Regions from separate parts of the Homo sapiens genome. Here region 1 is linked to region 2. The links are chromatin loops, found by intact Hi-C in ENCODE. Cell type or tissue: GM12878. All regions are shown on one strand. Each heading gives the region's core, and the rest is flanking DNA. Links, peaks and the distances in the headings are about the cores only. Region 1 holds the start of RNVU1-19 (RNA, variant U1 small nuclear 19). Region 2 holds the start of RNVU1-4 (RNA, variant U1 small nuclear 4).

Region 1 (15,920 bases), core at 4,390-12,389, 87 kb after region 2:
ATGAACAGTATGTAAAAGTACCCTTAGTTCTGATTAATGCACATGTTCTTTTATACTACTTTAAGAAATTAAGTCAGTTTGAGTATTTAGAAAAGTGCATGCAATATAATTAATGTGTTTTTGCTTATCAAGGCAAAGAGAGTAATTTTGTCTAAAAGGCAAATTGTAGAGTTTTGCTAGAATATAAAACTGAATTTTAAAATACAAATTTAAGGGCATACAATAATTGTAGAATATCTGAGGGAAGTAAACTTCATTTGCTATAGCTTATAATAGCTGCAAATAATGAGTTTAAATGAGCAATAAAACGTTTATAATTTTTGGACTAACTTTACTCAATGTTAATTAGTTTGGGCATAAAACATAAAAGAACTTTTGAGTCTTTTAGTCAATTTGTTAAATGGATGGTCTCAAAAAAGTCATATTAGTATTTGGGTTACCTTTTTGATAAAATAATAAATCAATCTCCATATATTAGCCTTTTTTTTTTTTTGAGACAAAGTCTTGCTCTTGTCCCTCAGGCTGGAGTGCAATGGCGCCATCTTGGCTCACTGCAGCCTCTGCCTCCCGGGTTCCAGTGATTCTCCTGCCTCAGCCTCCTGAGTAGCTGGGATTACAGGCGCCTGCCACCATGCCTGGCTAATTTTTGTATTTTTAGTAGAAATGGGATTTCACCATGTTGGCCAGGCTGGTCTCGAACCCCTGACCTCAGGTGATCCACCCTCCTCGGCCTCCCAAAGTGTTGGGATTACAGGCGTGAGCCACCACTCCCGGCCATATATTAGTTTTTTAGCAAAAATTTAACACTTGTATTCTCCACAGTGTCCTACCGGATTAGATATAGCTCTCCTGGACTAAATTGTTTCTCACCCACAGCAATATTGCCATCCGGGAGAAAAGAGATTTATAGTAGTTTACTTTGTACTCCTAGAAATCCTTTCAAGAAGTATAAAAGTGAATACATACATATTTAAATGATAAACATTTATCTTTGTGATAAAATAGTTAAGTTTCCATGTGAGTCAGGTTTACCACATGAGTGATGAACCAGCTTTAATTAACAATATAACCATTCTCCTCTGTCACTGTAGGCTGTTCTAAAAAAAGAAAAAAGTTTACAAAAGCCTTAATTACCTTATGCTATTTGGGGAGAATTAAGCAATGAATGGAGTGTTGCATTTAACAGGTTATAGAAAATTTTTCTGTGTCCAGCATATAATCAACTACTAATTTTCAGACTGGTTTGGCACAATATAGATTTTCTGCCACTGAATAGAAACTAAAAAATTTGAAAGTCAGAAAATTATTTCCCAGGTTCTGAAAGATATCAACAAAGATATTTTTAATTGACTATGTATGATTATTGATTTGAGATTTAATATACCATGTCTATGAGAATTCTTTGTAATACTTCTGCAGTGTAATTTGCTACATAATGAAAATTCATTTTTCATAATAAATAGTTTTCAGAAGTCATGTTATCTTTCTTGCTCCCAGCAAGTAGCTCTATTTCTTGGCCACATTGAGGAATCAAAATCTAATGTAATTCTTCTAAATAGAATAGAGAACACCTAGAGTCGCTGCTCCTATGACAAATCTTTGGATAACAACTCTCATGTGCGTAAGACATTTTCTGATCTCTTCTGTACTTCAACTTGTAAAGAACTTTGGACATTACAGTCAGAAAGTCTGCTATTCCTACAAAGACAAAAGGGGAAGCCTCTAAATTCCCTGAGTAGTGGGGATAATTAGCTTTCATACTCATCTGCTGACCCCTGATTATCAGAAGACATTTTTATCTCTTTGGCATGCCCCATCACCTGCTGTCTGTCTCCAAAAGACCTGTAGATCAGAGCAGGCATTGTAAGGCAGGGACAGTTCCTGAAATTTCCAATTAACTGATGATGGGAAAGCTCAGAAACACAAACTCTGGGGAGTGGCTGCCTGGTACTGCTAATACTCCTGCTGGAAACAGGGGCACCTGGGCTACAAACAAACGTAAGACTTTGGAAGAAGGTGCGTTAACTTAATTCTGCCTTTCACATGTGAGCTCCCAATTTCCCTTGTGGCTATGAGCCACAAGGGCCCAAATTCAATGGGAGGGTGGTTCGGGTCTATCATGACAAGCCAGGATGGAGGAGACAGAGGTCAGTTATTGGGAGCCCAGATTCTTGCCCTTTAGAAACATGTGCTGTAGCAGAGAGGAACCCACTACAGCTGGGATCCTGGACTGACACAGCGAGTGGGTAGTCCATCCAGGGTCACCTGATTGATAGCAGGCCCTTCACATCTGCAGCCCCCACCTGTGACACTGTTTTTGATACCATATTCCCCAAATTTAACCCTCAAATCCAAAATAGTAAAACTACTGAGATGTTATTTATGAATACAGTATCTCTGGGTTTCTCAGATGGCTGCTGGGAAACTCCAGAGATCCTCCTCCTAGCTCTTAACATGAAGATATATTAGAAATAAAGGTAATGTTTTGCATTCTCCAGATATTTAATTGGCTCAAAACTATGCTCAATATAGTGGAAGCTGCTGTGTTTTTCAAGGCCATATTCTGAGAAAATAGCAATAAAATCATCTTAAATTAATTAAATGCAATAATTATGTATGATTACTGTGGCTATGTTACAATAATTGTGCACTTCTCAGGTTGGATTCAGGCATATTTATGTTCATGTACAAAGACTGGTGCAATAAATGTCAACCAACTGATTAAAAAAAGTAAACTTCTCAGTTGGTGACAAATAATAATATCTACTTTGTGGGGAAAATTAAAGGCCCTGGAGAGGTATCGGGATGCACTAATTGTTCTTCATGTGTTCTGTCTTTTACGGTAATCACTGATTAAAATTTCATTAGATGAGTATGTATTACACCTCAACAGAGAATGCCACTGTCCCCCATTGTGATGTCGTTTGCTATGGCAAAAAATTAACCAAACTTTACAGTTTTATTATTAGCAACATCTCCTCCCCCTATCCCCGCTGCTTTTTTTTTTTTTTTTTTAGATGGAATCTCGCTCTGTTGCCCAGGCTGGAGTGCAGTGGTATGACCTCAGCTCACTGCAAACTCTACCTCTCGGGTTCAAGCTGTCCTCCTACCTCAGCCTCCCGAGTAGCTATATTCAGGTGCCCGCCACCATGCATGGCTAATTTTTCTATTTTCAGTAGACACAGGGTTTCACCATGTTGGCCAGGCTGGTCTCAAACTCCGGACCTCAAGTGATCTGCCTGCCTCAGCCTCCTAAAGTGTTGGGATTACAGACATGAGCCACTGTGCCCAGCCCTCCTTTCCCTTTAAGCATACCTAAAAGCCTCTCTACAAAGCGCCAATCAGAATTTGAGTCATCTGGAAGAAATATCAAAAGAGCTCCAGTAATAACGGTAGCAGACACTGTTGATACTATTGATACCACAGGAAATTGACTCATGGATATAGGCCTCCAAGAATAGGCTGACCTTGTCCCCACAGACAATATTCCAACTATACGAAGTAAATGAGTCAGGAGTTCCAAGACACTCACAATGTAGAAGCGGATGAATTCATGAAAGTAGACTGCTTAACTCAAGACCAGCACGACAAGAGGTTGTTATTTAGGATTAAAGGGCCTCAGTAAGGCAATTTAATTGAGGTTAGTTTAATTTTCTACTTTAATGAACATGAGAACAACCCATTTTCTTTCTTCTTAATCTACCTTTAATCTCCAATTAAATTTACAAATTATTAAATTTGTAAAAACTAAATAAAACACTCTGAATTCTTAGTGTTGAGGGAAAAAATACCTTGCAGAAATTCTTAATATAAAAACAAAGCTAATAAGTTGCCAAGAAAAACATACAAATAATTATTTTGTAAAGAATTGTGACATACAATATTTGGTTTTGTCTATTAACATACCCTTAATTAGCAATATTGGTTAAATCTTGCACAAAGTTTCTTTAATAAAAACATTTACTTTTTGTGACTATGTAGTTATTTATATTGGTTCAATAAGAATTTGTCCTCCCTTCTACCTGAATATATTACTAATTAGAATTTTTTTTTTTTTTTTGAGATGGAGTCTTGCTCTGTTGCCCAGGCTGGAGTGCAATGGCGTGATCTCAACTCACTGCAACCTCTCAATCTTGGGCTCAAGCACTTCTCCCACCTCAGCCTCCCAGGTAGCTGGGATTACAGGCACCCACCATCATGCTAGGCTACTATTTGTATTTTTATAGAGACGGGGTTTCACCATGTTGGCCTGGCTGGTCTTAAACTCCTGACCTCAGGTGATCTGCCGGCCTCAGCCTTTCAAAATGCTGGGGTTACAGGCATGAGCCACCTTGCCCAGCCAGGAAGAATCAATTTTTTAATAAAAAATTTATAGCTGTGCTACAAATTCAATTTAACTAGACAAGACAAATCCAGTAATAAGAATAATTTCTATGTTTTTCACGCAGAAGCGATGCCTATAACATCCTTCTAGGAAACCAATCTGGTGCTTGCTCTATGGACTATGCAATCTCAGGCTTGGAGGTAAGAAAGAATGTCCTTTCTTGGCAGAGCAGGGACACCGAGACATTGGATATCTTTTATTAAAAAGGATACATTTGCATTATAAATACTGCAGATGAAATCAGGTAGAGGTGAACGGACTGGTTTGGTCTGCTCTAAACTGAGCTGTTAAACATGTAAAAGTAAATTTAAACCACAAGGGCTTTATAAATCTATAGATAGACGTAAACTTGTGAGACTTAGTTTATTGTTTCATCAAAAAAATACTAGGAGGTCATTAAATATTAATCAACACTTCTTAGATCTGTGCAAATAAAATGGATCAAATTAAAATGTAAAATCAATAGTACTGATTAGGAACATTGTTCAGCAAATGGAGGTAGACAAACATGTCCTGTAGAGAAGGAAACATGACCGCAAGATGAAGTGTAAAAACCAAAGTGACATCGGGGCCTGACACCATTGTCAGCCCATTCATCATGTCCCACTGCTGAAGAAACAGAGAAAAAAAAACTCTGCACTCTGACATAAAGAAACAATAAAAGGGTCTCTCTGTCTACCTGCAGTCCTCCAAATGAATAAAACCTTGAGCATTTCCTGAGATTTGCTAACTCCTTAATGAAAATCACTTTATCCTTGACTTTACAATGCTGTTTATTGTCTGAAGATATGTCATGAACTTTCTGAATATAATAACCATGATAAAATTGCTGTTTTCTGCCATGAAGAGATTAATATAAACCCTATAGTCTTCATAATATTGTTTGTCTTAAAAAGTTCTATTTTTTTAATTTTTTGGGCAGTTCTTTTGAAGAATGACTTCCTCACATTTCTTTGCAAGTAAATGCCTCCTTCTGCTTATTTTTCCAACATGCTTTTGTTTCTGAGCCTTTCTTTCATGCTCTATACACACAAATCAGCAGGAGATAGTACCTGCAGCTGTATTTGGAGTTTACTGCCTCAATGTTCACTTTCAATGAAAGAGCGTATTTCTTAACAGAAGACCAGAAATTCATGCTGAACCAATAAATTGTCCTCTATAGTTCTCATCTGCAAGGAGGATTTAAATATTTCTAGCTCAGTAGTTCAGCCCTGAAGATTATTTCACCCCCACTGCTAATCCCGACCTAATCTGTTTTTGTGTTGTTAATGCTCCTATATACTAGCCAGGTCAGTAATTCTGTAACAGGCTTAATTTCTTAATATTTTAGGCCATGTGTTAATTTTACTATTTCTTAGCCATTTTTTCCTCAATAGTTTTAAATTGCATCCCTGCTTACTCTCCCTTTTACTGGACGGGCTTCCTCTGTTTACTAATACAATTCCCCAAATTGATTCATCCACTTGTTGAAATACCTAATTTTAGGCCCTGCACTGACAGCTTGCCTAGGCTTATACTTGTGTTTGGTGTTGCAGTCTTCAGATTCTAAAAACACCATCTAGACCTTACATTACCTCCAGCCAGGGCTATTCCCCCAGGGCCTGCCTTAAGAAGCAGATTTCTTTTCAAGTTTCATCTTCTTCCCATTTATTTCATTTCATGACAGTTAGAGAAGCTGTATACTAACGTGACAAATGGTAAGTTAGCAGAGAAAAACGTTATTTCAGGATAAGTTCAGGGAAAGCTTTTTGGAGGAAAGTCAGCTCACATTAGTCCTGATGATGGATAGTGTATAGAGACTACAGATGATGGAACGATGAAGTGGAAACTCGAGTGGCTACATACGGACATTCCACATAGAAGCAGTGTGAGCAAAACCACCAAGACAGGAAATGAGATGGAATTGATAAGGCAATGCAAATAATTCAGGTTATTTAGATCATCAGTGTTGGGGGAAGCTGGGTTTATGGGAATCAATGGTTAATCAGAATGTGAGCACCATTGGTTTGGTAATTCATGGAAGAGGTTATCATTCAACAGGGGGAGTGGCTTCTCGATTATAAACATGTCTGAAGGTCACTGAACATCAAGGCTATCCTTCAGTTAAAATCTTATTAAAATTATACTGACCTCTGATGACCTTCAGAGAGCTCCAGCTAGATGGATTGATGATAAGAGAAATTCGAGAAGGCAATGGGGCAAATCTTTGTGCAAATCTCTGTTATGTCATATATCTAAGGCTTCTGCTGGATCCAGTGATTTGTTTGTTCTGACTGTAGTACAAATCTATTGGAACAATAAATCTAGTTATAATAAATGACAGAGGGCATTGAAGCAGATGCAAGAAGCAAAATATACAGGTGTAAAGACAAACTATATTAGGCCTCCCATCAAGCTTCTCTAATATTTTCACAGCACAGCCCTGCCTGACTTCTCTCTATCTGGATAGGCCCCTTCTGTTTGATAACCAGTTCTCTGATGTTGACTACCTGATTCTCTAGTCCTCAAGTTGACTCATCCTGTTTATTGAGAGTGACATTTTTAGACTACTAATAATATTTATATGTAAGAAAGAAACTGGGTTTTTATATAAATATATAATCTTTTCAAATAAAAGATTATAATCAAGGAACTGTAAATAATAGAAAAATTACATAATGTTTCCCTATTTGGGGATTGGTTAAATGCAATATTATAGAAGTCTGAAAAAATAATGACTGTATTACAAAAGAATATAAAAATAATTGAAGACTAGGAATTATGTCTACCAACTAATTCAGTCATTTGGCTGTTTATTCTCATTTGAACAGTAGTGGATTAAGAAAAAAACAAAAAGACTTTCGACTTCCATCACAGGGAGAAAAGGATCAAGTACACATTAGAGAAAGCTGATGGCAATGATTTCTAGTTTCAGTTTCTATTTTCTGTCAATTAACCATCATTTTGGTAAACAGCCTTTTTAAATGTCTTTTCTTTTAATTTTTAAATTTTTACTTTAAAGACAGGGTCTCACTATGTTGCGAAGGCATTGGCCTCAAACTCATGGACTCAAGTGATCCTCCTGCCATAGCCTCCCTAGGTGCATATCACCATACCCAGCTATTAATGTCTTTATAAAAGCATTTTTAACCCTACTGGTCTAGCTATTGCATCAAATAAATAGCTAATTCCATTGAGGAAGGATTAGGGACTCACGAGTGAAAATAAATGTTTTATTTGGATAATGGCTACAAAATCTCAACAGTCAAAATAAATAAGAGATTAAAGGCATGATGATGACTTAAAAGATAAAGTTAGGTAGAAATGTGAACTAAGGGAAATGACTCAACACATTCAGCAACACAAAACTGTGGCCTAAATTCACTCTGACAGTTGTTATGCTATCTCCTGCTGCCCGAGTAAAGTAAGTTATGAACAAGACACATGAAGGGGATCAGGCAGACATATGGTCAAATGCTTTCTGTGCAATATTTCTGTCTCCATATTATCTTCTCTCTCATTGCACTTTGGACATTTTTATTCTTCCTGCAGATCTATTTTTATGAAGCAATGTGATTTAAATTAAAAGAGCACTGAATTCTCAGCCAGATATTTGAGTTCTAGTTGAAGATTTATCACCTAGTGGTTATGAGATTTGGGGCAAATTACTTAATCTCTCTCTTTCTTTACCACTTCATTTGTAAGTTTTCTTGCCTCCCTACAGGACTGTATTGGGGATCAATCAATGTTGAGTTGAAGGCTACATGGTTTAAGTTGGCTTAATGGAGAAGTGGTAAATCACTTAAACGGGTAGAACAACACAGTGTAGAGGATGTTGGGCTGCATGAGGAAGTGTGGAAAAAAAGCATGCCATGAAAATATCATCACAATCTCACATTTCTTCATTTATTTGCACACTCTGAACACATGCATGTGATAAGGACTGTGCAAGGTTCTCAGGATACCCAGGTAAAAATCACCACTTCTGCCAGTCTTGACTTTGCAAGCTTGAGGAGCAGGCCTGGAGAAATTTGGCTATTACCACACCAAAGTTGTTCCTCACATTCCCTTTGACATATGGTCTCAGGAAAAAATGAAAAGAGTAAAAAAAAAAAAAAAGTCCTTCATTTTTGAAAGGAAAAGTCATAATTAATTTCTAGAAGGAGAAAGAAAAAAAGAGATAACAGTGTGTGAAAAGGCTTAGAAAATGCTAGAGCACTACAGAAAGATAATGTGAGATTATGTCTAAGAGTAGCTTGGTTATTTTGCTTTTGTTGACAAAGTATACCTCCTTCATTTTCATAGTTGTCATAATTCTTTCCATGATTTTCTTAGTGGGTTTGTTTAGGAGAAACTGTATTCTTTCTTTATTCATCTAACTCTCCTTAACTCCAAAAAGATGCTTCTTAGGATAACATTTTAAAAGGATATACATTATGCACATTTTTAATGCTTCTATACAGGACTGAAGGCCAATATTACCATGATAATAAGGCATGTAACAAAAATTTGTTCTGCAGAGAGTGAGAAAGCGTGAGGGAAAACACAGTGCAGGATTCTATGCTGTTGCCCAAGAACCCAGACAGGCAAGTGAAATAATAGAGCAGACATTTCCTGAGGCTGTGGTCGATATGATTAGGAGATAGTGGGTAAAAATGGCCTTTAAACTATATACACATGAGAAGATAGATGTGAAAGCCCATTGCAAAGGCAATAAAATTATGCAAATATAAAATATCACTATTAAAATGTATGATGAATTGACATGCCATGAAAACAGTTCCAGTGCTGGGCCAGAAATCAGGAAACATGGGCTTTTGATTTCTCACCATTAAAATGAAGAAGTTGGATTTATACCCAAGGGTACCTTGTGGGCTGTATGGCTTCTAAGTAACTGGTCATAACAAAAGGGACACAATCAGGTCAGTTTCAAACCAAGAATAAAATGGGAAATTAAAGAACTGAATTGGCTACTTTCTGCTCAAATGATTGTTAAAAATAAAGTTTAAAAAAAGCCCCAAGGACTATGCAGTGCAGTGAGCAGAGGCTCCCGATATTAAAAAGAAAACAAGGAAAATGGATTCCTGGTGATAGAAGTGGTGTGGGGGAAGACAAATAGTGTGGCTGCAAATGGAACAATATGCAAAAGAAAAGTAGCTAAATATAGCTCTTTTTTGGGAAAGAGATTGTGTCTAAGTCCATCAGTGGAAAGGCAACTTAATTGTTGTATAAGTCTGTTCAGGTTGCCATAACAAGATACCATACACCAAGTGGCTTAAACTATAGAAATGTATTTCTCACACTTCTGGAAGTTGGGAAGTCCAAGATAAAGGTGGTAGCAAAGCGGATTTCTTTCTAAGGTCTCTTCCTATGGCCTGTAAGTGGCTGTAGATTCACTGTGTGCCCATGTGACCATTTCTTCGTGCACCAGGGGGAAGGCGGACAAGCAAGCTTTCTAGTGTCTCTCTTCTTGTAATGGCATTAATCTCAGCATGAGGACACCACTCTCATAACCTCTTTTAATCCTGATTACCTCTCAAAGGCCCCAGCTGCATAAATCATCACAGTAGGTGTTAGGGCTTCAACATTTAAGTGCGGGAGTTGGTGTTCACATTTCAGTCAATTGAGGTGACAATTGAAATGTGAAAGGAAAACCATAGTTACTAGAGAGAACGGTTGTCTTGGGGAGGATCACTGGACAGGACTACGGTCCTGTCCAGGTTGTTATGGCAACCTGAACAGACTTATACAACAATCCAGTCCTAGAGGCAATACAACTTCTCTGCTGATTCCAGATTCTGAGCGCCTCTCAGTCCTTGGTTGGGTTGTTTTGATCCTGTCCATATTATATTTATAAATATTCTCTTCATAAAACTCTCTTTAGGCCGGGCGCGGTGGCTCACGCCTGTAATCCCAGCACTTTGGGAGGTCAAGAGATCGAGACCATCCTGGCCAACGTGATGAAACCCGCTCTCTACTAAAAATACAAAAAATTAGCCGGGTGTGGTAGCGGGCGCCTGTAGTCCCAGCTACTCGGGAGGCTGAGGCAGGAGAATGGCGTGAACCCGGGAGGCGGAGCTTGCAGTGAGCCGAGATGGCACCACTGCACTCCAGCCTGGGCAGCAGAGCGAGACTCCATCTCAAAAAAAAAAAAACAAAAAAAAAACCACAACTCTCTTTAAATCACACATCCGAGTGTGTCCCTTGTTTCCCACCAGAGCCAAGACTGAATTGAGATGATTTCTTAAGGTCAGGTTGATGTCCTAATCCAGTTGTGCTGCTATAACAAAATACCACAGAGTGAGTAACTTATAAACAACAAAAATTTATTGCTCACAGTTATGGAGGATGGTCAGTCCAAGATCAAGTTGCCAGCAGGTTCAGTGTCTAGTGAAGGCCCATTCCTCTGTCATCCAGGCTGAAGTGCAGTGTTGCAAGCTTGGGTCACTGCAACCTTCACCTCCCAGGCTCAAGTAATCCTCCCACCTCAGCCTCCTGAGTAGCTGGGACCACAGGTGCTCACCACCATGCCTGGCTAATTTTTTTTTTTTTTTTTTTTTTTTTTGTAGAGATGGGGTTTCACCATGTTTCCCAGGCTGGTCTCAAACTCCTGGACTCAGGCAATCTGCCAGCCTCCTGAGGGAGTGCTGGGATTACAGGCATGAGCCACTGTGCCCACCCCCTTTTTCCAGTATTACCTGGACAATGTGTCTCCCTGTCAGTATCCAGGGAATGGCACCTGGATCAAGCATTTAGTGTTCAGTTGCTACACTCTCACCTAATCCCTCATTTTCAATATTTTGCCATGTTTTCCAGTGACCCAACTGGCCACCATGTCACAGACTTTATGGTCTCCAAGGGAGACCCCTCCATTTCATGTTTTGTGATTTGAGCAACAGACTGGAATCTACTTGAAATTTGCAAATGGTCTTTGACTTGGGCTTTCCAATTTTGCTCTACTTCACAGTGTTTTCTGGGTTATATACAAGGGAGATGATCCAGTCATTTGTTAAGCGCCTCAAATAAGACATGCCCTAGATGTTTTTTTGCTTGTTTGTTTTGTCAAATTGGGATTATTTTTGTGTCTTTGGAGAATATAAAATACTAATATGAGGTAAGCACTAAGGTTCTGAGATGGCCGTGGAAGAGATGACAAACTCCATCACCATGCCTGAGAGTGTCCAATCGTCTCTGCGGGGGCCACATATTTTTGTATTACACTGTATTTGAAATAACAACAACAACAAAAAACCCTTCAAGATTCATAAAATTGGACAACTGTCTTTGTAACACTTCTAGTGGTAAAACCAGTAAGGATGGCTAGTTTGCAACCCATCTGAGCAGCCTCTCTGGTTTCATAGATATGTTTTCTCTCTGACATTGAATGGCTTTCAACTTGAAGCGGAATGCTACATCACAAAGATAAACAGGTTTGAAAGGAACCGGTTTTCCTTGTAATCCTAAACGTTCAAGTCTGCGCATTAAAAGACATTATCTGAAGAAGGGTGCAAAAGCTTCCTGTTGGCCGCCAGAAGGGTTCTCTGCAGGACACAGATCAAGTACCACAGTCTTAGGGGGAGACCAGACGCGGGGTCTCTGCGCACCTCCCCAAAGGACAATGGCAGGAGGAAAAGGAGAAAGAGACAGACGTCACTTCCTTCGCCAGCTCCGGCAGCGGGTTGATCGGCTGAGTCGGCGGAGGGTGGGGCGGAAGAGCAGACGGGGACTGGGAAAGGCGCTGTCAGTGACATCACGGATAGGGCGATTTCTATGTAGATGAGGCAGCGCAGGGGCTGCTGCTTCGCCACTAAGGAGTTCCCGTGCCGTGGGAGTGGGTTCAGGACCGCTGGTCGGACCTGAGAGTCCCAGCTGTGTGTCAGGGCTAGGAGGGCTGGGGGGGGCGGGGAGGTGCGCGGGGCAAGTGACCGTGCGTGTAAAGGGTGAAGCGTGTGAGGCTGTGGCGGGGCGGAGGTGCAAAAGCTTATACTTACCTGGCAGGGGAGATACTATTATCAAACGAAGGTGGTTTTTCTCAGGGCGAGGGTTATCCATTGTGTTCCGGATGTGCTGACCTCTGCGATTTCCCCAAACGTGGGAAACTCGACTGCATAATTTGTGGTAGTGGGGGACTGCGTTCGCGCTTTCCTCTGGTGCTTTTGTGGTGCGAATAGTAGGTGAGCCGTAAGTGTTTTTGTAATTCAGGGTGCGGGCTCGTGTTTTGTGGCTGTGTTCTGTCCGGTCAGTTGTTTCCGTTCGCAACGGTTAGTTTTCGTTTGTGAGGCCATGTTTGGGGACAGCTTAGAACTATCCACTTACTCTCTTGGGAGGCGAATTTCAGTCTCTGTTGGTTGGGGTGTTCTCCCAGGTTAGCTGCCGCTGTACTTGCTAGGTGGAGCTCAGGGATCAAGGGTCGGGAGCTTTCTGGTTTGTTCAGTGCTCCCAGGGCTTCTAACATCTCTTAAAAACTCTGGTGTTTTCTGTCATCCTCGGAGTTACCTCTTAGCCTCTGTTTTTTTTGTTGTTTTTTTCCCCCCCTCCCTAAGACAAGTCTCGCTGTACCGTCCAGTCTGGAGAAGTGGCGCGATCTTCCCATCTCAGGCTCCCGAGTAGGACAACCACACGCCACCACACCCGGCTAGTTTTTTCTCTTTTTTTTTCTTTTCTTTTCTTTCTCTTTCCTTTCTTTTTCTTTTTTCGTAGCGGTTTCACCATTCTGCTCAGGCTGGGCTCCAACTCCTGGGCTCAAGTGGTCCGCCCAGCCTTCTGAAGTGCTGGGATTACAGGTGCGATCCATCTTGCCCTGGCAGCTCCTGCTTTTCACCACAGCATTCACGGGAGTTTGTAGGATTTCTGTGTTGGGGAAACGTGTACTCAGTTAATAGAGCCAGGTGGAAGTTGTACTCAGAACTGGTGGTTTTCTTTGGAATGAAAACCGTGCATGTTGGGGGCTCTTAGTGTCCCCGTTCGGTTGTAGACATAACACCCTTGCTTTGTGTAGGGGGAGGGCTTTGCCCATGCCCTGGTGCCCTGGCGCAGGGCATCGAGGCCTGCAGGTCAGAACCGCAGTCTAACCTATGTCTTGGCGGAATACCCTGCTAATTCTCCCTGGAATGTAAGATGGGAGGTCTTGTGAGGAGGTTTCTACAAGTAAGAAAACAAATTTCCATTCGGTTTTTATTGACAAAATTGAAAATTATAATAACTGAGTCCAGCCTCTCAGATGACAAATGTCTTTTGCACTGAGAGCTGGGAACCGCCGCTTGCCTCAGCTCCTGCATGCAGGTGCAGCCCTCGCTTCCCTCCACACTTTCTCCAGCGGGTGTCAGTTCCTCCACAAGAGGCAGACAGCGTTCTGCAGAACCACAGCGCTCAAGGCCTTCGAGAGCCAAAAATCTCGGAGCGAGCTGCCCTGTCCTGGCTGTACCTCACGACTGACCTAGAAATGGCCTTTGCTGGGAGCAAAGGGTAGGGGGGAGATGGTCGTCGGAGCTGGGGCCTGTGCACTGGACCAGGTTGACCACGGGAGGGGAGGTACCCAGAGTTAGAAGGGGGCCAAGCACTGAGACCTCACCATCCTCAATCTCCAAAAGGACTCAGAGAGATGCAGAGACTGAGACAGGCTTCCTTTTTCAAGGAAAGAGAAAACTACTGAGGAAGGCCCCAGGGGCTCTGAACCAAAATCCAGACTTTTTTTTCCACCTGCAGCTTTTTGTTTTTATTTTTGCTTGAGAAGGGGTCTCGGTCTGTTGCCCGGGCTGGAGGGCAGTGGCGCAATTTCGGCTCGTTAAAACCTCCATCTCCCGGGTTCAAGCAATTCTCCTGCCTCGGCCTCCCTAGTAGCTGGGACTACAGGTGCCCGCCATGACGCCCGGCTAATTTTTGTATTTTTATTAGAGACGAGGTTTCACCATGTTGGTCAGGCTGGTCTCAAACTCCTGATCTCAAGTGATCCACCCACCTCAGCCTCCCAGAGTGCTGGGATTACAGGTGTGAGCTACCGCGCCCAGCCCGCACCTGCAGCTTAATCCCATTTCGCTGGTGCAACTTCATCCTTCCGTATGCTCAGGCCAATAAACAGTACTGTAGGCTGGTCGTTCTTTGACCCCCATACATCCTATTGGTCGGAAAATTATGTTTTCTCTTTGGTTAACCGCAGACTTTGATATGCACACTCTTTCTTGGTCTGAAACCCACCCAATAGTCCCATACGTAGATTTTTGGATAAACATAGAAATGGACCCTTCTGATCTGAAAGTTTGAAACTCGATATTTGTTTTATTTGAGTTCCTTCCTTCAGGCCTCTCAAAAAAGATATCAAAGAACTGAAAGTCACCCAGACAATGAGATGCCGGACCCCTCATTCATCCTGATTGCTTCCTTGCCCCTCCCTAGTTCCTGTTTTCTTTCTTTTCTTTTTTCTTTTTTTTTCTTTTTGAGACAGAGTCTCCCTCTGCCTCCCAGGCTGGAGTGCAGTGGCGCTATCTTGGCTCACTGCAAGCTCCGCCTCCCGGGTTCACGCCATTCTCCTGCCTCAGCCTCCCGAGTAGCTGGGACTACAGGCGCCCGCCACCAAGCCCGGCTAATTTCTTTTCGTATTTCTAGTAGAGACGGGGTTTCACCGTGTTAGCCAGGATGGTCTCGATCTCCTGACCTCGTGATCCGCCCCCCTCGGCCTCCCAAAGTGCTGGGATTACAGGCGTGAGCCACCGCGCCTGGTCTAGTTCCTGTTTTCTTACACATTGTCACATTCTTTCCCTGCCATCTAAGCCTCTAGTTTTGGTTGGTCAGGGAGATGGATTTGAGACTGAGTTCTCATCTCCTCCGCTGCAGCACCCTATTAAAGCCTCTTCCTTGGCAATAACCATCTCAGTGATTGGTTTTCTGTGTGGCAAGCAGCTGGAACCCCAGGTCTCTGAACTTTGGCAAAGGAATCTCCTGATAAAGGCGAGATCGATTTTACTGACCAAGCTGAAAACGATCAGACGTTTGAAAGCCTTAATCTCGGAGCCTGTCGGAGTTTGGTCTGCCCTTGAGGCTTTTCTTTGGGCCTACCAGTCAAAATCAGCCTGGCCAAACCTGTCTTCAAGGACCAGGGGCAGGGCCGGCTTCTCCCGCCGGGTCGGCAGCCACCTTCCCCTTCCCTGTGACTTGAAGAGAAGCTTCAGGGGGCGTTTATTCAATTTGCGAGGAGCCCGCGAGGAGCAGGTGCGCGGTGACTCTGTGGATCCCACCGCACCCGCTGCCCTCTTTGGTCCTCTCGCTGTCACCGGCGGGCAGTAACGTTCCGGGTGAGCTAGGGCTCCGAAGACAGCAGGCAGGGAGGGACCAGTGGGTAAGGGCACCGCCCGTTTAGGTCCTGCGCAGGAGGGATCCGAAAAAGGTCTTGAAGAAATAGAAAGGGAGGGCCAGATGCGGTGGCTCACGCCTGTAATCCCAGCACTTTGGGAGGCCGAGGTGGGTGGATCACGAGGTCACGAGTTCGAGACCAGCCTGGCCAAGATGGTGAAGCCCTGTCTCTACTAAAAATACAACAAGTAGCCGGGCGCGGTGACGGGCG
Region 2 (15,920 bases), core at 2,769-10,768:
CTATATGACTTGCTTTGGGCAAATGTTGGTGCCTTCGCAAACCTGGCAGAAGAGAGGCTTGCACATGGGAGGATTACCTGCTTTTTTCTTCACTTGAAATCCTGAGGCCATGATCTGAAGATCCCCCAAAGCTAGCCTGCTAGAGAGATCACATGAAGAAAAAGATCCATGCATCCCACTTTTTCCAACCAATCCACCTATACCCCAGATGTGTGAGGCCATCCTAGACCATCCAGCCCCAAATGAACCAGCTTGGACTAGAAGAATTTCCAAGCCAACTCACAGAATCACTAAAAATAATAAATTATTGTTATTCTTTTTTTATTTTTTAAGAGACGAGATCTCAGTCTGTAGCCCAGGCTGGAGTGCAGTGGCATGATCTCGGCTCACTGCAACCTCGGCCTCCCGGGTTCATGCCATTCTCCTGCCTCAGCCTCCCTAGTAGCTGGGACTACAGGCACCTGCCACCACGCCTGGCTAATTTTTGTATTTTTAGTAGAGACGGGGTTTCACCGTGTTAGCCAGGATCGTCTCAAACTCCTGACCTCGTGACCTGCCCGCCTTGGCCTCCCAAAGTGCTGGGATTACAGGTGTTAGCCACCACGCCCAGCCAATTATTGTTATTCTAAGTCAATAAGCTTGGGATGGTTTATTATACAGCAGAAGTGTATCAAAAGGGTGATGGTAGTTGCAGGAAATAAATATATACCTTTAATTGTATATGCATAAACATCTTTGGAATGATACCTCCAAAATACAAATTCCCATATTGAAAGAGCACACTCAGTACCCAGCATGGTGGATGGAAATATATCATGAAGTTTCAAACTAATAGGAAGAGGTAGAAGATTCTATAGGCTTTTGGGAGGGGAGATGGGAGAAGAGTTTAAGGCAAATAACAAAGAATCAGAGCGGCATCCATCTTCTCTATGGTGCTGATGTGCTCCAGTGTATAACCATCAGGAACAAACCTATAGTCAAACCTGAGTATATTGGCTCATTGCAACACAGGAGACAGCAAACACTATGGGGAAATTGTGGGGCAATTCTTCCTTTGGGAATCTCGGTATTTTTATCTAGAAAGTGGGAGAAGTGGTTGCAAGACTAAACACATAATTGGTAAAGAATCAACAGTCAATACAAAAGTTAGCCAAGTATGGTTGGGCATGCCTGTAATCCCAGCTACTTGAGAGGCTGAGGGAAGAGAATCACTTGAACGCAGGAGGTGGAGGTTGCAGTGAGCTGAGATGACGCCCCTGCACTCCAGCCTGGGCAACAGAGACTGTCTCAAAAAAAAAAAAAAAAAAAAACTGGCCTGGTGCAGTGGCTCACGCCTATAATCCCAACACTTTGGGAAGCTGAGCGGGGCGGGGGTGGATCACAAGGTCAGGAGTTCCAGACCAGCCTGGCCAATATGGTGAAACCCAGTCTCTACTAAAAATACAAAAATTAGCTGGGTGTGGTGGCAGGTGCCTGTAGTCTCAGCTACTCGGAAGGTTGAGGCAGGAGAATTGCTTGAACCCAGGAGGCAGAGGTTGCAGTGAGCTGAGATTGTGCCACTGCACTCCAGCCTGGTGACAGAGCAAGACTCCATCACAAAAAAATAAAAAATAAAATCATTAACCGTCACTATTAGTAGCTGGGATGTTTGATCATATTATGGTTTGAACAGTGTTCTTTTTATGTTCAAATATGATTGTGAAATAGTATTTCTTTCAGTTTAGTGAGAGGGTAACTTTGTCTGATATTGGTGTTGTGAAATTTTTCGTTTTAACCATAGAACACCATGGCCTAGGTGTTTGTCAGACCAGCTCTAGCTCAGAGCAGAAAAGGCTTACCTTTTTCTTTCTCAGAAATGACTATGGAAAACAGTAAACAACAAGGGCCGGGAGCCATGGCTCAGGCCTGTAATCCCAGCACTTTGCAAAGCCAAGGGAGGCGGATCACTTGAGGTCAGGAGTTTGAAACTGTAGCAGGAGTCATAGACAAAATCCCTCAGACACCCGATTGTGGAATGTAAGAGCTTTTTTCAGCTGGGACCATCGGTAGACTCACATCCTAGAAACCGAGCTCCCCAAATAAGTAATTCTTGTCCCTTTTAAGGGCCCACAACTCTAAAGGGGCTGTGTTGGGGGGGTCATGATCAACTGAGCAAGCAAGGGGTACGTGACTGGGGGCTGCATGTACTGGTAATCAGAATGAAACAGGACAGAAAAGGGAATTTCATAATGCTTTTTTATACAATGTCTGGAATTTATAGACAGCACAATCGGTGAGGTCAGCGGTTGAATTTTAACAACCAGGCCCGAAATGTGGCACCCAGTTGTCTGAGCGTGATTTTCACTTCTGCCCATTCTTTCAACCTCCACTTTTTCAGCAAACAAGAAATTAAGTGTAAGACAATATGAGGAGTGGTCGCTCTCAAAACCAGCTTGGCCAACATGGTGAAACCCCATCTCTACTAAAAATAAAAAAATTAGCCGGACATGGTGGCAGGCACCTGTAGTCCCAGCTACTGGGGAGGCTGAGGCAGGAGAATCGCTTGAACCTGGGAGGTGGAGATTGAAAGTGAGCCAAGATCCCACCACCGCACTCCAGCCTGGGCGACAGAGCGAGGCGAGACTCTGTCACACACAAAAAAAGCAGTGCCTTCAAAAATCTCAGAGAGAAATTATTTCCACCTATCTTTTTGTATCTCTATCTAGTAAAATATCAATTAATTTTATGGGTATAAAAGACATTTTCAGACATGCAGTGTCTCAAAAAGTTTATTTCTAAGGTAACCACTTTATAGGAGGTTTTGGAGGATATGCATCATCAAAAGGAAGAAGTGAGTGAGGAATGAACCCCCTTGAGATCCATGAAGCAGGGGATCTAACAAGAGAGAGGCGATGGAAATCCCAAGATGGTGCAGTAAAGAGAGATATTATGATAACAGCTGTGGGATAAGCCTGAAGAGCAAGTCATCCAGAATGGAACATATAGAAATGTGCCAGGAAAAATTTCTTTCTTTCTTTCTTTTTTATTTTTTATTTATTTTTATTTTTTGAGAAGGAGTCTCGTTCTTTTGCCCAGGCTGGAGTGCAATGGCGTGATCTCGGCTCACTGCAACCTCTGCCTCCCGGGTTCAAGTGATTCTCCTGCCTCAGCTTCCCAAGTAGCTGGGAGTACAGGCGCCCGCCACCATGCCTGACTAATTTTTATATTTTTATTAAAGACGGAGTTTCACCACGCTGGCCAGGCTGGTCTCGAACTCCTGACCTCAGGTGATCCACCTGCCTGGGCCTCTCAAAGTGCTGGGATTACAGGCGTGAGCCACCGTGCCCGGCTGCTCTTTTTTATAGACGAAGAAATTGAGGTACAGAAAATCCAGTAACGTTTTAAAAGTCACGTCATGAATGAACCAAGATTTCAACCCAGAAATTGAGGCTTCACTACAAGTGAAGACTGGGGTTTTCTTGTTTTCAATTATTGGGAGTTTTGGATTTCCAGGAATGTGCAATTGTAAAAACCCAGCTTCAAGAGGTGATGAAATAGGTGCAGTGGCTCTGGCGTAAGCTCTGAAGCCCCAGGCTCAGGCTCTATTGAAAAATTACTTTTGCTGAAATATTCCTGTTTTTAGGAACTTCCATGGAACTTGAGCCTTCACGCAGCATATTTTGGCATCTGATTCAAAGCTAATAGAGGTCCGGAGGATTCCCAGGATTAAAGTCTTTAAACAGAAACTGTGAATCTTGCCTAAGCAAAAGGTGCCATCCCTGGATGGGCTTGCACCACCAACCTTTCAGTTAACAGTCAAACGCGCTAACCGATTGCGCCACAGAGACTCTAATGGCTTGTGTCTTAAACTCATTTGCTGATACCAGAAATGGCTTTTTAACCTCTGGCTGCAGATAATCTCATATATTTGATGCCTGTCCAATCCCGCGCACTCCAGAAACCCAGAATACGGGAGACAATGAAGCCAAGAGTCGAGTCTTTGGGCACTTTGGACGTTCTACCCGGGCAGAGTCAGCTGGGGGACTCCAACGGCCAAAGGGCCACCTGCTCCTCACCGTCTGCTCTTCACTGCTTCCCCCGCCTGCTCTTCACCCTCTCAAAAGTCGCTGGCCCCTCTACAGGTGACAACTGCAGCTTCTCCGGCGAAAGCCACTCGCTTTCCCATTCTTAGCCCCGCTCACACCTTGCGCTCACAGTCATTTCCGCCAGGCCTGGGCCAGCGGACGCGCGCGTGGGAAGGACCAGAACCCGTGGTGTCCTCACTGCGTCCCCCTCGGGCCCTCAGAGGTGGGATCCACAGGAAAGGGACCTGGAGTTTGCACAGGCTGCAGCCCTTCGCCCAGAGCCACCCTAGCACCTAGTAGGTGCCCAATAAATGCTCAGTGAAGGAAGGCATTCCACCGCAGGGTTTTAGGAGAACCATGAATTCCTGGATGAACATTAAGCGTTTAGTCCTACTAGGAAGTCTGGAATATAGAGACTTGAACTGTTTCTCAAAGGCAGCTGTTCTTGTATCCCCAGAGCCGGTTTAGAATCCAGCAAAGGCCCCTGCCCGGTGTATCCCACCTCTGGAGACCCGAGGATAGTGCGGTGGGGAGCACCGCGGGTTCTGGTCTTTCCCACGCTCACGTCCACTGGCCCAGGCCCAAAGGAAATGGCTGTGAGAGCAAGATGTGAAGATAGTTACAAATACCAGCTAGGGCCAGTGACAGTTGCAGAAATGAGGACTTGTAATAGTTAGGAGTATTTCTTCATTATTTTGAGATGAATACATTTGGTTATATATTAACCAATACTTTTCTTGAGAATTCTCATCTTCCATCATCCTCGCTATCATATTCATTAATAGTTAACTTTTAGAAATCTCAATATTTAGGTTACAGGATAGCAAATATGGAATGTGATCTAGCTAAAAAAGGAGTGAACATCATTCAAAGACAAATAAAAGACTTTATCCTGTTGGGGAAAGGGTTGGCATATTTTCACTGAATGAGAAAAAGTATGATTTTCCTATTGTCTTTATTTGAACCTTAAGTATGGCTTTACAAGGAGGAAAAAGGAGGAAGAAGAAGAGAAAGAAGAGGATGAGGAAGAGGAGGAAAAGAGAAGGAGGAGGAGGAAGGTGCACATTGATGCCACTTTGAGAAGAAGTGGACTGTGGTGGATTTGTAATGTATCAGTTTTGCCAAGCTGAATGCACATTTCCCAGATTTGCCATCTTTAGATAGCTCTAGGTTAGCCTGGGCAACAGGAGACACTTGGAAGATAGAATTCAAGTGGCTGTTACACGCTTTTGTATACTGGGAAGGGCGTTGTTACAGCTCAGGCATGATCTTCATCTTCCCTGACCCTTGGACTGGTGGGTGTTTTGCTTCTTGATCTAACATTAAGGTTAGAAGTTGCAGGATCCCAGCTGGGTTTTGTTACATCCAATCTGGTTTAAGTTCCCATATTATTAGGAAAGCTTTAGGGTGCTTCAGGAAAACGCTTTTCAAAAAATCAGATTTGGAAAATATCAAATGGAATTACAGGCAATAAGCATAACCCAGTGGAAACATGAATCAAACCCTCTAGAGCAGGGTTGTCTAAATTTTGGGTTCCTTGGGCCACACTGGGAAAAAAAAAAAAAGACATTTGTCTTGGGCCCAGCATAATATACACTAACTGCAACTGAACCGTGCGTGTAAAGCTTGTAAACAAAATCTGTCTGTAAAGTCTGTAAACAGGCCAGGCGCGGTGGCTCAGGCCTGTAATCCCAACATTTTGGGTGGCCGAGGCGGGCGGATAACTTGAGGTCAGGAGTTTAAGACCAGCCTGGCCAACATGGTAAAACCCTGTCTCTACCAAAAATTCAAAAAATTAGCCGGGCCTAATTTTTTAGTGGCCTGCGCTTGTAATCTCAGTTACTTAGGAGATCGAGTATTCTCTGGCTGAGGCAGGAGAATAGCTTGAAGGCAGGAGGCAGAGGTTGCAGTAAGCCGGGATCCCGCCATGCACTCCAGTGGACTGTTTGCTGTTAATAAATGTTTACAATGGGCTCCCGTAGGGAAAAGAAAAGCTTAGTTTTATTTCTATAGAACAAAAAAAAAAGTTAAGAGATTAGTAGAGACGGGTCCACCATATTTGACCACACTGACATCAAACTCCAGAGCTCGAGCGGTATTAACATAAAGTTATCAATGCATCTCACAGACTACTGAGATTACAAGCGTGAGAACCAACCACTACCTGGCAAAATCTTTACTTTGAAAGTAAGTTACAGATGGGAACAAAGACCTGTTTATTAGTTTATACTAACGCCTTGTATATGCTTCCACAGCAAACAAAATCCACTTTTAAAACGACAACAACCCAGGGAAAAACACAGACACAGTTCCCCACTGCCACAAATTATGTAATCAAGATTCCCACATTCGGGGAAATCACAGGGGTCAGCACATCCACAGTAAAACTGCTAAGCCTTGCTCTGGAAAAACCACCTTCGTGATCATAACATTTCTTCTGCCAGATAAACATAAGTATAAGCTCACGCCCCTCCGCCCCGCCGCAGCCTCATATGCCTCACCCTTTACACGCAAGGTCACTTGCGTCACGCGCATCCAGGAGCCATCCTAGCCCTAACACACAGCTGCGACTCTCCGGTCCGACCAGAGGTCCCAGACTTACTCCCACGGCACGGGAACTCTTTCGTGGCGAAGCAGCAGGTGGCGAAGCAGCAGCCCCTGCGCTGCCTCATCTACATAGAAATCGCCCTCTCCGTGATGTCACCGACAACGCCTTCTGGATCCCCGTCTGCTCTTCCGCCTCACCCAACGCCCCTCAGCGGAGCAACCAGCTGTCGGAGCCGGCGGGAGAAGTGACTTATGCCTGTCCCTTCTTTCTCTCCTGTCCCCGCCCCTCGTCTCCCGCAATGAAGCGAGTATTTAATCTGTGTCCTGTGGAAGTCCCATTTGGCGGCCAGCTGGAAGCCCGTGCACCCTTCTTCAAATAATGGCTTTCAATGAGCAGACTAGAACGTTTAGGATTACAAAGGAAACCGATTCCTTTCAAACTTGGTTATCTTTGTGATGTGGCACTGTGTGCATATCTTCGTTAAAACGCATTGAAGGCCACTGCACTCCACCCTGGGCGACAGGAGGTGACTGTGTCTCGAAAAAACCAAAAACACTCCCCCCTCACCCCAAAGCATTAGACGTCAAGGCTGGCAGGGATGTCTGTTCTCTTGAAAGTTCAATATCAAAATACTTGGAAATTAAACTAAAATAGTAGAAGCAAGAACAAAAATTAAGTTGAAGATAATATCAAGAATATTTCCCACAAACCAAAATAAGAATGTAAAAACAGGAGAGAAAAGTTCAGGAAGATAGACGTCCAAGGTCCATATGATTAGCATGCGTATCAGAAAGAGGATAGAAAAAAATCAGTACAATAATTCAAAACACTTTCCATACCAATGGATTGAAACTACAGTGAATTTAAAGTATTGAATTGATATTGAACTTTCAAGAGAACAGACTTCCCTGCCAGCCTTGATGTCTAATGCTTTGGGGTGAGGGGGGAGTGTTTTTGGTTTTTTTGAGACACAGTCACCTCTTGTCGCCCAGGGTGGAGTGCAGTGGCCTTCAATGCGTTTTAACGAAGATATGCACACAGTGCCACATCACAAAGATAACCAGGTTTGAAAGGAATCGGTTTCCTTTGCAATCCTAAATGTTCTAGTCTGCTCATTGAAAGCCATTATTTGAAGGAGGGTGCACGGGCTTCCAGCTGGCTGCCAAAGGGGACCTCCACAGGACACAGATTAAGTACCCGCTTCATTGCGGGAGATGAGGGGCGGGGACAGGAGGGAAAGAAGAGAGAGGCATAAGTCACTTCCCCGCTGGCTCTGGCAGAGGTTTGGTCCCCTGAGTGCTCCTTTCTTGTAAGCAGTTCTTGTTTCATATTTTCACTATCTCTGACACTATTAACTGTACAATTTTTTTTCTTCTGTACACAAAAAAAGTTTGTTTCAATAGTGAAGTATGAGTCAGGGTGGTGGCTCATGCCTATAATCCCAGCACTTTGGGAGGCCAAGGCGGGCAGTTCACCTGAGGTTAGGAGTTCAAGATCAGCCTGGCCAACATGGTGAAACCCTGTCTCTACTAAAAATACAAAAATTAGCCAGGTGTGGTGGTGGGCACCTGTAATCCCAGCTATTTGGGAGGCTGAGGCAGCAGAATTGCTTGAACGCAGGAGGCGGTGGTTGCAGTGAGCCGAGATTGCACCACTGCACTCCAGCCTGGGCAACAGAGCAAGACTCCATCTCAAAAAAAAAAAAAAAAAAAAGTGATGTATCTTCTACAGTATACTCTTCCAACTTATCAGATTCTGTCATTGACATACGATGTTGCATCAATACTTGTGTAAGGGGTTTAACACTACTACTATATATAATATATGTAATATATTTTATATATATATGTATATATATATATAACACTAAGGTTTATTAAAACAACTCTCAGTAAACAGATGCCCCTGATGTTCCAACAAAATAACCTACTATTATTAGAAACCAAATAAACTCCTCCTCCTATGAGGAAGAAAGTAAACAACTTCTGGCTTGGCGCGGTGGCTCACGCCTGTAATCCCAGCACTTTGGGAGGCTGAAGCGGGTGCTCATGATCACCTGAGTTTAGGAGTTCAAGACCAGCCTGGCCAACATGGTGAAACCCCGTCTCTATTAAAAATACAAAAATTACAGCGCGCCTATAATCCCAGCTACTCGGGAGGCTGAGGCAGGAGAATCACTTGAACCTGGGGGGCAGAGGTTGCAGTGAGCCGAGATCACCCCACTGCACTGCAGCCTGGGCAACAGAGCAAAACTCCGTCTAAAAAAAAAAAAAGTAAACAATTCTGGAACAGTTTGAAAAAGCAATTTAAGTGAAAATGAAACCAAAAAGGGTAAAAAGAAAAAGGAGGGAATTGTAGGAAATAACCTATATGTGATTATCTATTTTCAATTCTAAGTGGCTTGGTATAGGTTTAGGCAGGCTACCTGGAAAGAAAGAAATAAAGAAGCAGAATGTACTGAGCCACCCCCTCCACCTTCCTTCTTTCCCTTTCACCCAGTGGCCAGGCATCTATCGGTGGGGGCTCCCTCATCTACCCCTTCCCCACTCCACAAAGAAATTTAGTTTAAGCTAGCTTGCAACATAGATAATTGTACCCTTTCTTATCAGCTAAGTGCAGCCACTAGAGCTGTAAGTCAAATGTTTGAAAAATCCTGAGAGTCATAATGCATCGTGTGCTGCAATAAAATGCAGCAGAAAGACCCTAAAGAATGTACTTGAAGAACAATCAATAGGTGATGTCTAGGAAGATTGTGGAAGGCTAGTACTCAGCCTATGAGGAACTGAGGGAGGGACCTGTGCACTAGGGCGTAAATTGCTTGTTGAAACTGTGCTGGGTGTGCCTGCATGCCAGACACCCGATCTTGCAAGACCGTCATTAAAAGTCTCACTTTCGCTGTTCTCTGGGTCTCTGAGTTCATTGTTTGGGTTTAGATGGGTGAATTTGTTTCTCACAAATTTGATTGGATTGAAGGATGAGAGTATTGATCCTGGGCGTATCTGTGAGGGTGTTGCCAAAGGAGATTAACATTTGAGTCAATGGGCTGGGGAAAGCAGACCCACCCTAAATCTGGTGGGCACAATATAATCCACTGCCCATGAATATAAAGCAGGCAGAAAAACATGAAAAGGCAAGACTGGCCTATCCTGCCAGCCTACATCTTTCTCCTGTGCTGGATGCTTCCTGCCCTGGAACATCAGACTCCAAGTTCTTCAGTTTTGAGACTTGAACTGACTTTCCTGCTCCTTAAGCTTGCAGGCAGCCTATTGCGGGACATTGTGATTGTGTAAGTTAATACTTAATAAACTCCTGGCTGGGTGTGATGGTTCACACCTGTAATCCCAGCTCTCAGAGATGCAGAGGCGGGAGGATAGCTTGAGCCCAGGAGTTGGAGACCTGCCTGGGCAATATAGCAAGACCCTGTTTTCCACAAAAAGTAAGAAAAAAAAGTAAGTGTAATACTTAATAAACTCCTTTGTATATCTATCCTATTAATTCTGTCTCTCTAGAGAACCCTGACTAATACAGAGTCACATAAAAATATGAGCCTCAGGCCAGGCACAGTGGGTCACGCCTGTAATCCCAGCACTTTGGGAGGCCAAAGCGGGTGGATCCTGATCACCTGAGGTTAGGAGTTCGAGACCAGCCTGACCAACATGGAGAAACCCCGTCTCTACTAAAAATACACAATTAACCAGGTATGGTGGCACATGCCTGTAATCCCAGCTACTCCGAAGACTGAGGCAGGAGAATCACTTGAACCTGGCAGGCAGAGGTTGCGGTGAGCTGAGATCACGCCATTGCACTCCAGCCTGGGCAACAAAAGCAAAACTCTGTCTCAAAAAAAAAAAAAAAGCCTCAAAGAAGGCCGTATGGTTGAAGTTTATATGCAGCACATAAAGGACTAACTAGGCTTGGAGTTCTTAGGGGGTGGTGGCCACAGGTTATGGGAGGTTGAGGGGAGGAAAGACATGGTGAGCAAAGGCTGTGTTGTGATGCAGATGTGATGCAGATGAAGTCTCTCAAGAAGCAGCCCTCCACCAGATGTGGTGGCTCATGCCTGTAATCCCAGCACTTTGGGAGGCTGAGGTGGGCAGATTATTTGAGGTCAGGAGTTCAAGACCAGCCTGGCCAACATGGCAAACCCCATCTCTACTAAAAATACAGGCCGGGCTCGGTGGCTCATGCCTGTAATCCCAGCACTTTGGGAGGCCAAGGCAGGTGGATCATGAGGTCAAGAGATCAAGACCATCCTGGCTAACACAGTGAAACCCCGTCTCTACTAAAAATACAAAAAAATTAGCCAGGCGTGGTGGCGGGCACCTGTAGTCCCAGCTACTAGGGAGGCTGAGGCAGGAGAATGGCATGAACCTGGGAGGCAGAGTTTGCAGTGAGCTGAGATGGCACCACTGCACTCCAGCCTGGGCGAAAGAGCAAGACTCTGTCTAAAATAAATAAATAAATAAATAAGTAATAAATTAATTAATTAACCTGGTGTGGTGGTGGGCACCTGTAATCCCAGCTGCTCGGGAGGCTGAGGCATGAGAATGGCTTGAACCTGGGAGGCAGAGGTTGCAGTGAGCCAAGATTGCACCACTGCACACTCCAGCCTGGGTGTCAGAGTAAGACCCCGTTTCAAAAAAAAAAAGTTTCCTGTCAGACCTTTAAAAGCATGAGATCTTTTGTTTCCTTTTCCTGTGAGTTAATCTTACCTGGATCCAGATAAAGCAGATAAGAAGGTCTCAGAGAAAGCCATTTGCAGTTGATGTTTACTTCCTCTACACATGCTAATCTCCCTGACAAAAGGACAGCTTTTCATAGGTATTTCTGTGACTGTGTTGCCTATTGCACTGCCTACATGACTTACCTGGACCCCTACCCAGATGTTGTTGGCCATTGCAGTGCCTATGTGACATGGCTGAATTCTTACTCACCTTTAACTCTGCTTATTTTTAAGAAACAGGATGTCTGTGGTCAGAAGTTTCTTCTTGGGACTAAACCAGCTGAAGCTGGTGAAATCCATGATGGCAGCTTACGCAACCTCTGAAAAACATCTAGCTTTATTATAATCCAATTTCCATGCTAAATAGCACTCCCATCAGTGCATGACAGTTGACAATCACTGTGACAATGAACGGAAGAGACCAAGAAAGGACAGAAATGAGGTGACTCCTTGATTCTAGGAAAATCTCCATCCCTTACTAAGAAAAGCATGAATATTCCTCACCTTGCTCATTCCCTTCATTAAAGATCCTCTATATTTGTAACTTCCTGGTTCTCAGTAGCTGAGAAGGTGATTTGCAAGCTATACTACTTCTCCAATTCCATGCTATGCTCCTACTTCTCCAATGCCATTGAATAGAGCCTGCACTGCTTGACGCTCACTCTTGGTTTCATACATTGGCTTTGCAATAATAAACAGGAAAGAGTCCCTTTTTGGGGTGAGACCCCTCAGTAACATCTGCAGCCCCTCTAAATAGCCATCTCAAATTATACCAAAGGAGTGTATTTTGGGGTGGCATATTTTGGGCTTCCCACATGGCTAAGCCAACATATAGCATTCTTGCTGAACGCAGGGTGATCAGACATCACCTAGCAGATGGTGAAGGATGAGGAGCCCTATTAGATATTATGAGTGATCAGCTATTGAAGATGGGGAATTCTGGCTAAATTGACTGAGAAGGATTCTTGCTGAGATTGAACAATGCAGAGAGGAACACAGAAGCTCAATAGTTGAGGCCTAGTGAGAAGAGGACTCAGAAGAGCCTGATTAGTTTGGCCAAGGAGATGTCAACCTGAAATAAATGAAAGGTTCAGAATTCAGCGTTAAAATGTTTATTCATTCTGCTTGTGGGAACTAATGGTAAAAATTAAAAAAGAGTTTATTCAAACAAAAATCTGGGAATAGCCAATCAGGGCACACAGACTCCAGAGAAATGGGGTCAGTGCTGCAAAGTCAAAAGTGAAGTTCTTGCTTACATAGAAAGAAAAAAAATTAATAGGATCACAACATTTTCTATATAAGGCTGCTTTAAGAGTTACAACAAATTAATTAGTTGCAGAATTTTTTTTTTTTTTTTTTGTTATTGTTGTTGTTCTGAGATGGAGTCTCACTCTGTTGCTAAGGCTGGAGTGCAATGGCATGATCTTGGCTCACTGCAACCTCTGCCTCTTGGTTTCAAGTGATTCTCCTGTCTCAGCCTCCTGAATATCTGGGATTACAGGTGCCCACCACCATGCCCAGGTAATTTTTTGTATTTTTACTAGAGATGGGATTTCACCATGTGAACCAGGCTGGTCTCAAACTCCTGACCTCAAGTGATCCACCCACCTCAGCCTCCCAAAGTGCTGGGATTACAGGCATGAGCCCCACTGTGCCCAACCTTTTTCTCTTTCCATACTACTTGTTTTCTTTCTTTATAGCTGGCTCACATTTCCTTTCCAATTTAAAGGAGTGTATTTAACATTGCATCTTAAGACAATGCAATAGCCATGAAGTCTTTATGAGAGCAAGGTAAGAAGGAAGTTAATCTATAATGAAAGTCAGCAGTGCAGAGGGAAGCAATCTTCCCTGGCACCCTTCAATAATTTGTATAACATGTTAGAAAACAATGCGTGTGGCTGGGTGCAGTGGCTCATGCCTGTAATCCCAGCACTTTGGGAGGCTGAGGCAGGTGGATCATGAGGTCAGGAGATGGAGACCATCCTGGCTAACATGGTGAAACCCCATCTCTACTAAAATACAAAAAATTACCTGGGCGTGATGGTGTGCGCCTATAGTCCCAGCTACTCGGGAGGCTGAGGCAGGAGAATGGCATGAACCCAGGAGGCCAAGGTTGCAGTGAGCCGAGATCATGCCACTGCACTCCAGCCTGGCCCACAGAGCAAGACTCCATCTCAAAAAAAAACAAACAAACAAACAAAAAAAAAACCAACAATGTATGTAAGGAAGAAGGCCAATCTATAATCAGAGAAACAAAGGTTACAACTGCCTAGTTTACAGGTGCCTCTCATGTGACTTAGGCTCCATACTCACATTTTCTTCTTTTTTTTTTTTTTGAGACAGAGTTTTACTCTTGTTGCCCAGGCTGGAGTGCAATGGTGCAATCTCAGCTCACTGCAACCTCTGCCTCCCAGGTTCAAGTGATTCTCCTGCCTCAGCCTCCCAAGTAGCTGGGATTACAGGCATGCGCCACCACACCTGGTTAATTTTGTATTTTTAGTAGGGATGGGCTTTTTCCATGTTAGTCAGGCTGGTCTCGAACTCCTGATCTCAGGTGATCTGCCTGCCTTGGGCCTCCCAAAGTACTGGGATTACAGGTGTGAGCCATGGTGCCTGGCCCATACTCACATTTTTTTAAGGCTCACAGTAATTTGGAATTCCAACAACTTACATTTTAAATTACTTATTTTCACAGAAAGAATCTTTGTCAGTTGTAACTCGCTTATTTCTCCAAAGACCATAGTCCTGTCCAGTGATCCTCCCCAAGACAATAGCTCTCTCTAGTAACTATAGCTTTCCTTTCCCATTTCAATTTCCACTCCAATTGACTGAATTGTGAACACCAACTCCCACACTTAAATGTTGAAGCCCTAACCCCCAGTGTGATGGTTTATGCAGCTGGGGCCTTTGAGAGGTAATCAGGTTTAAAAGAGGTTATGAGAGTGGGGTCCTCATGCTGAGATTAATGCCATTATAAGAAGAGACACTAGAAAGCTTGCTCATCCGCCTTCCCCATGGTGCACAAAGAAATGGTCACATGGGCACACAGTGAAACTACAGCCACTTACAGGCCGTAGGAAGAGATCTTAGAAAGAAATCCGCTTTGCTAGCACCTTTATCTTGGACTTCCCAACTTCTAGAAGTGTGAGAAACACATTTCTATAGTTTAAGCCACTTGGTATATGGTATTTTGTTATGGCAACCTGAACAGACTTATACAACAATTAAGTCCTAGAGGCAATACAACTTCTCTGCTGATTCCAGATTCTGAGCGCCTCTCAGTCCTTTGTTGGGTTATTTTGATCCTGTCCATATATTTAGAAATATTCTCTTCATAAAACTCTCTGTAGGCTGGGTGCAGTGGCTCATGCCTGCAATCCCAGCACTTTGGGAGGCCGAGGCGGGCAGATCATGAGGTCAAGAGATCGAGACCATCCTGGTCAACACAGTGAAACCCCGTCTCTACTAAAAATACAAAAAATTAGCCAGGTGTGGTGGCGGGTGCCTGTAGTCCCAGCTACTCCAGAGGCTGAGGCAGGAGAATGGCGTGAACCCAGGAGTCGGAGCTTGCAGTGAGCCGAGATCATGCCACTGCACTCCAGCCTGGGGGACAGAGCGAGACTCCATCTCAAAAAAGAAAAAAACCTCTCTTTAAATCACACATTCGAGTGTGCCCTTTGTTTCTCATCAAAGCCAAGACTGATTTGAGATGATTTCTTAAGGTCAGGTTAATGTCCTAATCCAGTTGTGCTGCTATAACAAAATACCACAGAGTGAGTAACTTATAAACAACAAAAATTTATTGCTCACAGTTATGGAGGATGGTCAGTCTAAGATCAAGTTGCCAGCAGGTTCAGTGTCTAGTGAAGGCCCATTCCTCTGTCATCCAGGCTGAAGTGCAGTGTTGCAAGCTTGGGTCACTGCAACCTTCACCTCCCAGGCTCAAGTAATCCTCCCACCTCAGCCTCCTGAGTAGCTGGGCCACAGGTGCTCACCACCATGCCTGGCTAATTTTTTTTTTTTTTTTTTTTTTTTTGGTAGAAATGGGGTTTCACCATGTTTCCCAGGCTGGTCTCAAACTCTTGGACTCAGGCAATCTGTCAGCCTCCTAAAGGAGTGCTGGGATTACAGGCATGAGCCACCGTGCCCACCCCCCAAATTCTACTAATATATGTGCATAATTAAATAGTTACCAGCCATCATTTTCTGATACTTTGGCAATTGGTTGAAAGAGTTTATCTAAAGACCTGGAATCCATAGAAGGCAGTCTCTGTGTTAAGGGGTTGTTCTTATTATGCAGATGAAGCCTCCAGGTAGCAGGCTTCAGAGAGAATTGATTGTAAATGTTTCTTATCAGACTTAAAAAGGTGCCTAGATTAGGGAAAAGACCTGGAAAGGGATTCCCTGTAGCATGTAGACTTTCCCCACAAGAGACAACTTTGTAGGGACATTTCAAAATATGATAACAAATATATTTTAGGGTAAAATATTTTTATTTCTTTCAGGGCCTGCTATCTGTCATGTAATGCTACACTAGAGTCAGGCTGGAATTTGGTGTCTTATTGCTACAAAAAGTCTTAAGATC

What was found. Hi-C counts contacts between places; a loop is a spot of excess contacts. Peaks named below come from ENCODE experiments on the same cell type or tissue, not always from the same donor. Only the 100,000 strongest peaks of a DNase experiment are listed, where the experiment ranks them.
Region 1: a loop joins it to region 2, with 25 times the contacts of the local background. A loop is called at or near these places in 2 of 110 quality-filtered maps.

What each region holds. Positions count from the first base shown.
Region 1 is chr1:120,847,412-120,863,331 of GRCh38, reverse strand. It overlaps RNVU1-19 (RNA, variant U1 small nuclear 19), which reads left to right and starts at 12,347; the gene lies at 12,347-12,513. RefSeq lists enhancers at 11,337-12,181, 12,867-12,966 and a silencer at 12,287-12,616. In GM12878, for the core only: no CTCF peak of the experiment used is centred there; no DNase peak of the experiment used is centred there; H3K4me3 peaks cover 312 bases; H3K27ac peaks cover 653 bases.
Region 2 is chr1:120,933,196-120,949,115 of GRCh38, reverse strand. The region is part of intron 2 of LINC00623 (long intergenic non-protein coding RNA 623); the gene reads right to left. RNVU1-4 (RNA, variant U1 small nuclear 4) reads right to left here and starts at 6,516; the gene lies at 6,353-6,516. RefSeq lists enhancers at 5,885-6,588, 6,520-6,829, 6,578-7,292, 8,307-8,807, 8,808-9,308 and 3 more. In GM12878, for the core only: no CTCF peak of the experiment used is centred there; DNase peaks (open chromatin) are centred at 6,385 and 6,815; H3K4me3 peaks cover 770 bases; H3K27ac peaks cover 458 bases.